Regions from separate parts of the Homo sapiens genome. Here region 2 is linked to region 1. The links are chromatin contacts, found by Hi-C in ENCODE. All regions are on one chromosome and are shown on one strand. The core of a region is the stretch at or near the end of the contact, and the rest is flanking DNA. Distances in the headings are between cores, read along the strand shown.

Region 1 (3,419 bases), core at 883-3,382:
CCTGGGCGACAGAGCGAGACTCTGACTCAAAAAAAAGAAAAATGGTGTTTCAGTGTAAACCTATGCATTGTCTACAGCAAAGCTGTCAGGGCTATCAGATTCTACTATGCATTGTCTTTGAGCTATTTTGCAAGGCTCTGTAAATTGGAAGTAACCGATAGATATGTAAATTATGTCTTGTCTGATAGTGATTTAATTGACTTCCTCCCCTTTTGGGAAAAAAAGCAATTTAATCTCCATTTGCAATTCATCTCTACATTCCTTCACTCAGTAAGAATTTGTGTGTTTTTGACTTTTCCTTTGAACTATTGCCTGGTTTCTTGGTATCAGGAGTAAATAAATTCTTCAACGTGTACATTTTTATATTTGTATGTGAATCATAATTTTATTCTTTTTCTGAAAAATAACTTTTAATACTATAGTGTCTCTTTCTAACCCTTTAGGAGACTTTTTTTTAGGCTACCATTTGAATTTTGTTAGACTTCATGCCTCTTCTATCCTCACCAATTACCTCTCTTACCCCCTCCCTAGTCCACCCAATTTATTGCTTCTCCTGGATTCCTCTGTTCTTTTACCCTAGACTTGTGCAAAATCAGGCTTGGACATATCCAGGCACTGCTGGAAACCAAATGTTTTGAGGTTGGTTATGTTGTAAATTTCAGCTTCAGCACTGAAGAAATAGAGCCTGGGCATGTTTTGGTATTTAGGATCATTTAAAAGCTGCCTGTTTGGAGACAGAGACCATAGTTAGCATTTTCCCAGCTTTGGAAGGCAGACTTAGGGCTCGCATTTTTTTCAGATGATTTGTAGGACATTAATTGTGCAAATAATTTAACCCTTTGCTTCAGATTTTTTTCCTTTTAAAACAGAGGAGAGTTTAATCCTGAGGAGGAGCTCTGTTGTCGTCAGTGAATGTTTTGGTTTTTTGTTTTCTAATGGCTTCAATTAAGAACTACAACACACCCTGAGTGTGACTTTGCCAATATATTTAGGCTGGCTTATTTCAGTGTGCATGCATGTGTGAAAGACACACAGAAAATAGAGGAAATGAGAGAACACTCTCAAAACTTGCTAAGTGTATAAACTGTGATATTATGTTCATAATTCCCTTTTTCTTCGGCTGTCAGGTTTGAGCCTCAAACATTTTTTATTCCAAGGGAAACAACAGCCCCTGCAAGTAACCCAAGTTCACGGCTTTCCTGGGCCCTTGGAAGCAGGGGAGGCACTCTTTTACTTGGAAGGGTTAATTGAAGACACTTAAGTTTACTCTTGGTCAAATTCACAACCAGGAGAGCTAGAGAGAGAGGAAGTGAATGAGTCTCACTTGTCAAACTTTCCTTTTTGGTTTTTTTTTTTTTTTTAAACTTAACTCTTTCTTTACCCTGGTGTGGACAAAGTGCACTTTAAACCTAAAGGTTTCATGGTTTCAACGTACACTTGATGAACGTTCTTGGATCTCCTGCTAGAAAACATGTTGGTGCATCAAAGAAAAGGGGAAATGATACCTAGCTTATGAAGGAACACTTTCTTCTGAAAATGGAGATGGAAGATGGGTCACAGATTGAGACTAAACATAGTCTCTATGGGCCTAGAGGAAATTTCTCTGGCTAGCTCAGTGAGAGCTGGGGAGGCCATTTCAACATTTTATGAATGAAATTCTTCATCAACACTGTTTCATTAGAGAGACGGACTTGACCCTGGACTAATATAATTGCAGCACTGGAGATATTAATGTAATTTTGAGGCCTCATGTCACATTATAAAAACACAGTGCTATAAAAGACTCTAATTTGCCAAGCTCTACCAGACACCAGATGGTACACTTACAGAGAGAAATTTTTTCCTTGAACAGAAGGTAGTCTGTGATGTCATAAGCAGGAGAAATCACCAATACTCAGGGTCTTGGACACTGACATTCTTTTGAGCTAGCAGAGAAAAAGGCCCACAGATACCCAAAGGGGCAGTGCTAGGTTATGTGGTCCTGACTTTTCTTCTTCCTGCCATCAGCCCCCTGGTAATGAAAGAGAGACTCACAAAAGGGGGATTAGAAACTCCTGGCAACCCTGTTAATGGCTTCCTGTGGGATCTCATTTCCTCTGAAACCCCCAGAAATGAGGAAACCTCAGCTTATTTCAGACTCACCCTTCTCCATTTTACTTTACCCACATCAAGCACCATTGATTCCAATCCTGATATTTCAGACCCCCACAGTGGCTGCAGCCTGAGCTCCTGCCTTCTTCACTACCTGGGCTGAATAAACAGTGAGCTCTGCCTTAGGTCTCTCTCTGTCCTTCCCATCTCTTCCCTCTATCTTCTTCATGCTGCCAGAGTGGTTTTCTTAAATGCAAATTCTATCATGTCTCTGTCTTGCTTAAAAATCATTGATGGCACCTCGCTGCCTGGACCAGTAATGGGAAAAATTGGCCCTAGATTAAAAGTTGCTTTGACCCAGGTAAAAAGCTTGAAGGCAAGTCTTGAAAAATCAAGTTGTTTCCAAGTAGCTTAATTGAGTCCCAGAATAAAACTCAAAAGCATTTAAAGAAGAAACCTAGCATTCAGCACTAATCTGGCATCCAATAAAAAATTATCAGGCGTCAAAGAACTAGGAAAACAATATAAAGAGGAGAAAAATCAATCAATAGAAATAGATACAGAAATGACACAGGTGAATAGACAAGAACAGTATTTTAAATGAGGTAAATATACTCCATATATTTATGGAGAAGACAGAGGAATGCATGAGCATATTAAAGAGATGGTGGTAGATATTTAAAGGAGAAGACCTAAATCAAACTTGTAGAGATTAAAACAAACAAACAAGAACCTCTAATGTCTGAGATGGAAAAACACACTAGATGGGAATAAGAATGAATTGGACACTGCAGACTGAAGAAAAACAGTAAACAGCATCAGTGAGCTGCAGAACAACTTCAAGCAAGATAATATAACATATAGCTTATATACAATAACATATAATAATTCTTTTTGCAGTCCCCACAAAAAGAATAGAGAGATAGAAGGAAGAAATAATAAGGCCGGGCGCAGTGGATCATGCCTGTAATCCCAGCACTTTAGGAGGCTGAGGTGGGCGGATCACGAGGTCAGGAGATCGAGACCATCCTGGCTAACACAGTAAAACCCCGTCTCTACTAAAAATACAAAAAATTAGCCGGGCGTGATGGTGGGTGCCTGTGGTCCCAGCTACCTGGGAGGCTGAGGCAGGGGAATGTTGTGAACCCGAGACGCAGAGCTTGCAGTGAGCTGAGATAGTGCCACTGTACTCCAGCCTGGGAGACAGAGCGAGACTCTTTCTCAAAAAAAAAAAAAAAAGAAATAATAGCTGAATGCTTTTTTCTAATTTGATAAAAATATTTAGGAAGCTCGATGGGCCCTAAGCACAAGAAACATGAAGAAAACAA
Region 2 (3,322 bases), core at 410-2,909, 970 kb before region 1:
CTGCCTCCTGGGGTCAAGTGATTTTCCTGCCTCAGCCTCCCGAGTAGCTGGGATTACAGGCATGCGCCACCATGCCCGTCTAATTTTTGTGTTTTTAGTAGAGACAGGTTTAACCATGTTAGCCAGGCTGAGTCTTGAACTCCTGACCTCAGGTGATGCGCCTGCCTTGGCCTCCCAAAGTGCTGGGATTATAGGTGTGAGCCACCGCCCCCAGCCAGCCACTGCGCCTGGCCTAGTAACTCTTATTAACGTCATTATTTCCATACCAGCTCCCCTATCCGTGCTTACTGTATTTAGCAGCCCGCTGGAAAAGAAAGTCTGGACACCTAATCTGACACAAAGACCCAGAAATTCTTTCTAAGGTCTGAAAACAATGAAACACTAAAAAGTAGATACTGATGATGGTTCAGACCATGCCTGTCACTGGTCTGGAAGAAATCTGCAATTCTTGTTATAAAAACATCTTGTTCTCACTCAGGCTCTTTCCTTTGTAATCAGCTGCAGCACAAAATTCCCAACTCTTGAAACCACAAGGGGTTTCTTCCTTAGGATGTGACTGGAACTCTGGCCACCCGCATCTTGGTTATCTAGCACTAAGCTGCTTTAGGTCAGACTGGTTACAGGAGCCCCAGAGAAGTTGTTCTGCTCAATCCCAAGTAGCTGTGGATCCAGTAGGAGCTGAAGTAGGAGGGTGGACCAATAGTCTATACATTCACTGACACCCAGAGCCCCAGTAGGTCTTACCTCTGTGTCTCAGGCTCCTCTTACATAAAATAGGAAGACAAGAGATAAGGAAGTGGGGCTCAGAGAAGTCAAGTGATTTGTCGAAGGGCACACAGCCCATGAGCAGCAGCAGTCGCATGAAGATGGAGGTGTTAGGCTTTCCCATTCTGAGTCTGAGCAGGGTTCTCAGCCTCTCCTCCTGCCACTCCCCCGTGGCATACCTCTGGCACCAAGGTAGGAGCCCTTTCTTGGGTACTAAAGTGACCAACCATCCTGGCTCCCCATAGCACAAGGGTTCCAAGGTGACACACACTGGGGACCCAAAGCTCATTGCCACCATCGAATGGGAAACCAAATCATTAGGAAAAAGCCTGCCCTGCCTCACAGAGGGAGGCTAGAGACCAGGCAAGATCATCAGGCAACTGCCTTGTGAGTGAGTCAGACTTAAGAAGCTCTGACTGTCTTTAACAGGGGTCCTGACTTAGCCTCCATCAGAATCCCCCCAGGGCTTCTTAAAACCCAGATGGTTGGACTCTATCCCCAAAGTTTCTGATTCAGTAGGTCTGGCGCAGAGCATTTCTAACAAGCTCCCAGGAGATTCTGATGCTGTTGGTCCAAGGGCCACACTTTGAATACCACTGGCCCATAAAAATAACAATAGCATTCAAAAGGTGTTCAGCACTGACCTAAGTACTTTATAATCATTCATTCCTTTAATCCTCACGATGACTCTGTGTAGGGTCATTAGACACTAATATCAGCCCCACTTCTCTGAGGAGTAACCAGAGATACAAACAGATAAAGGAACTTGTCTAAGGTCACCCAGCTGGTAAGCAATGGGCTGGGACTCAAGTCCAGGAAGGTAGCCCTGGAGTCAGTGCTATGAACCACTGCACCGAGTTGGCTTTCACTTTCAAAGGCTGTCATTTCAGACTAAGTAGCAGGCATCGATGGGGTGGGGGATGAGGATGAATGGAGCCAACGGAGCTAGGTTTAAAAAGCCTTTCCCCCACCCTGTGGCATCTAGTGAACACCCAGTGGGGTACATATTTAGGACGTGTGGAGGCACTGCCACAGGGGGTAGGGGGATGGGATCAGACGGTCGGGAAAACTTGCTGCCCTAAAGCTTCCTGGAGGACCCCTGTAATGTTTCCCTGGTGGCTGTAAGAGAATTCTAACAAACAAAGGAAGGTCAAACCCTCCTTTGGTTACCCGGATGCCAGTACTACTCCATTTTCAGCTCCTCTGTCTTTGGTAAATGAAGTGCTTCCAAGCATTCCCATTGCCATGTGATTTTCTCCAAGATCTGTCAGCTGCTCAATGAATATACAGCTCAACTAACACCTGAGCCTTCTCCCCCTGCTCCTGTGGCGTAGACCTATGAGGCTACGAGGAGCTTAGCCATCAATGGTCCAACTTCCTGATTTACAGATAGGGAAACTGAGGCTCAGGAAGGGGCAGAGCTGGCCCAGTATCTCCAGGTGCCATCCTGAGGATAGTTCCTGATGGGTGCGTCATCGAGGGCCTGGTGTGAACTAGATTTTGCCTTCTCTTTTGAACACAGGTGTCCTGTCTCGGCTCAGAGACAAGGCCCAGGAAAGTGCTTCAGAGGCTGCTCTGCCCAGTGGGCAGGGGCATCATCAACCCTCCCTCGGAGATGTTCACGCAAACTCTAGGAGTTAAGTGACTCAGCCAATACCACCCATGAGACACGACCCCTAGCCTCCAACTCGAAGTTCAGTGCTTGCTGCAGACGGTAAGATGTTCATGTCATTATCTCATGTCACCCTCACGACACGCTCTGAGGCAGGCAGCGCGAGGAGTATCGTTCTCACTTCCAGGGGAGGAAACTGAGGTTCAGAGAGGAGAGAGTCAAACAGTTGGCAAGTCGTGAGGCCAGATGACCCAGCTGTCAGCCATCCAGCCGTTCTGCACCTGGCCGCTCCCTGCCTCCCTCCCTCCCTCCCTGGCACGCAGGCACAGCCAGCTCCTCACTGGAGCCCGGGAAGCCTAAGCATTCCCACTTCAGGTGAAGCCTGCAGCCCGCACTACTCCCCTCCTTCCTACATCCCTCTGTCCATCCTTCCCTTCCCAGGGATGGCTCCAGCCTATTTTTATCTTCCCTTCAGCACAGCGCATGGCAAGGCTGCTGTCACCTCCCAAAGGCAGTCCCTCAGAGCTGTGGGTAGGGAGGGGCCAGAGGGCTAAGAAAATCCCCAACCCCCACCTCTGCAAACAGCTCACAGCAGGAGGGCAGTAGGGACCCTCCACAACTCCCTGCCAGGCCTCTGGCCTTCTGCTGCTCCTTATTCCCCAATCTGGATTTTAGCTGTGCCAGTGCAGGCCACAGGAGGGGCTGCTGGGAGGACCAAGACTGGGCTGCAGCTCCCTCTCACCTGTCCAGCAAATCTCAGCCCCAATATATTGGCTCAATGGCTCAGAACAGGCTAAGGCAGCCAGGGCAGCCAGTGTTGAGTCCTATGCTGACAAGGTAATGGAGGTTTATAGAGGGTGAGAGAAAGGCCCAAGGCCATGCAATGCTGGGGGTCAGAGCCAAGACCTGAACTCCAAACTCAACTCTTGCACTGTAGCCACGCCT

What was found. Hi-C counts contacts between places; a loop is a spot of excess contacts on that map. Pooled maps may share reads with other maps.
Region 2: a loop to region 1 is called in a map of OCI-LY7, with 3 times the contacts of the local background. The contact joins two enhancer-like sites. A Hi-C loop is called at or near these places in 1 of 168 maps with a recorded cell type or tissue (OCI-LY7), 1 of 37 single-sample maps with no recorded cell type and 2 of 50 pooled maps.

What each region holds. Positions count from the first base shown.
Region 1 is chr2:30,286,049-30,289,467 of GRCh38, reverse strand. No RefSeq gene overlaps it. Among named protein-coding and RNA genes, the nearest start is that of LBH, 56 kb to the right of the region's middle. RefSeq lists enhancers at 1-414, 1,306-1,355. Within about 2 kb of position 2,132, at least 3 of the 41 ENCODE cell types and tissues checked have a DNase peak (open chromatin) inside an H3K27ac peak, as active enhancers do; they include OCI-LY7, where a contact is called at or near this core.
Region 2 is chr2:31,256,813-31,260,134 of GRCh38, reverse strand. The region is part of intron 3 of EHD3 (EH domain containing 3); the gene reads right to left. It overlaps LOC124905983 (a long non-coding RNA gene), which reads left to right. Exons shown (of 4, transcript XR_007086270.1): 2 at 2,288-2,479. Among named protein-coding and RNA genes, the nearest start is that of EHD3, 24 kb to the right of the region's middle. RefSeq lists enhancers at 2,966-3,015, 3,101-3,322. Within about 2 kb of position 1,659, at least 2 of the 41 ENCODE cell types and tissues checked have a DNase peak (open chromatin) inside an H3K27ac peak, as active enhancers do; they include OCI-LY7, where a contact is called at or near this core.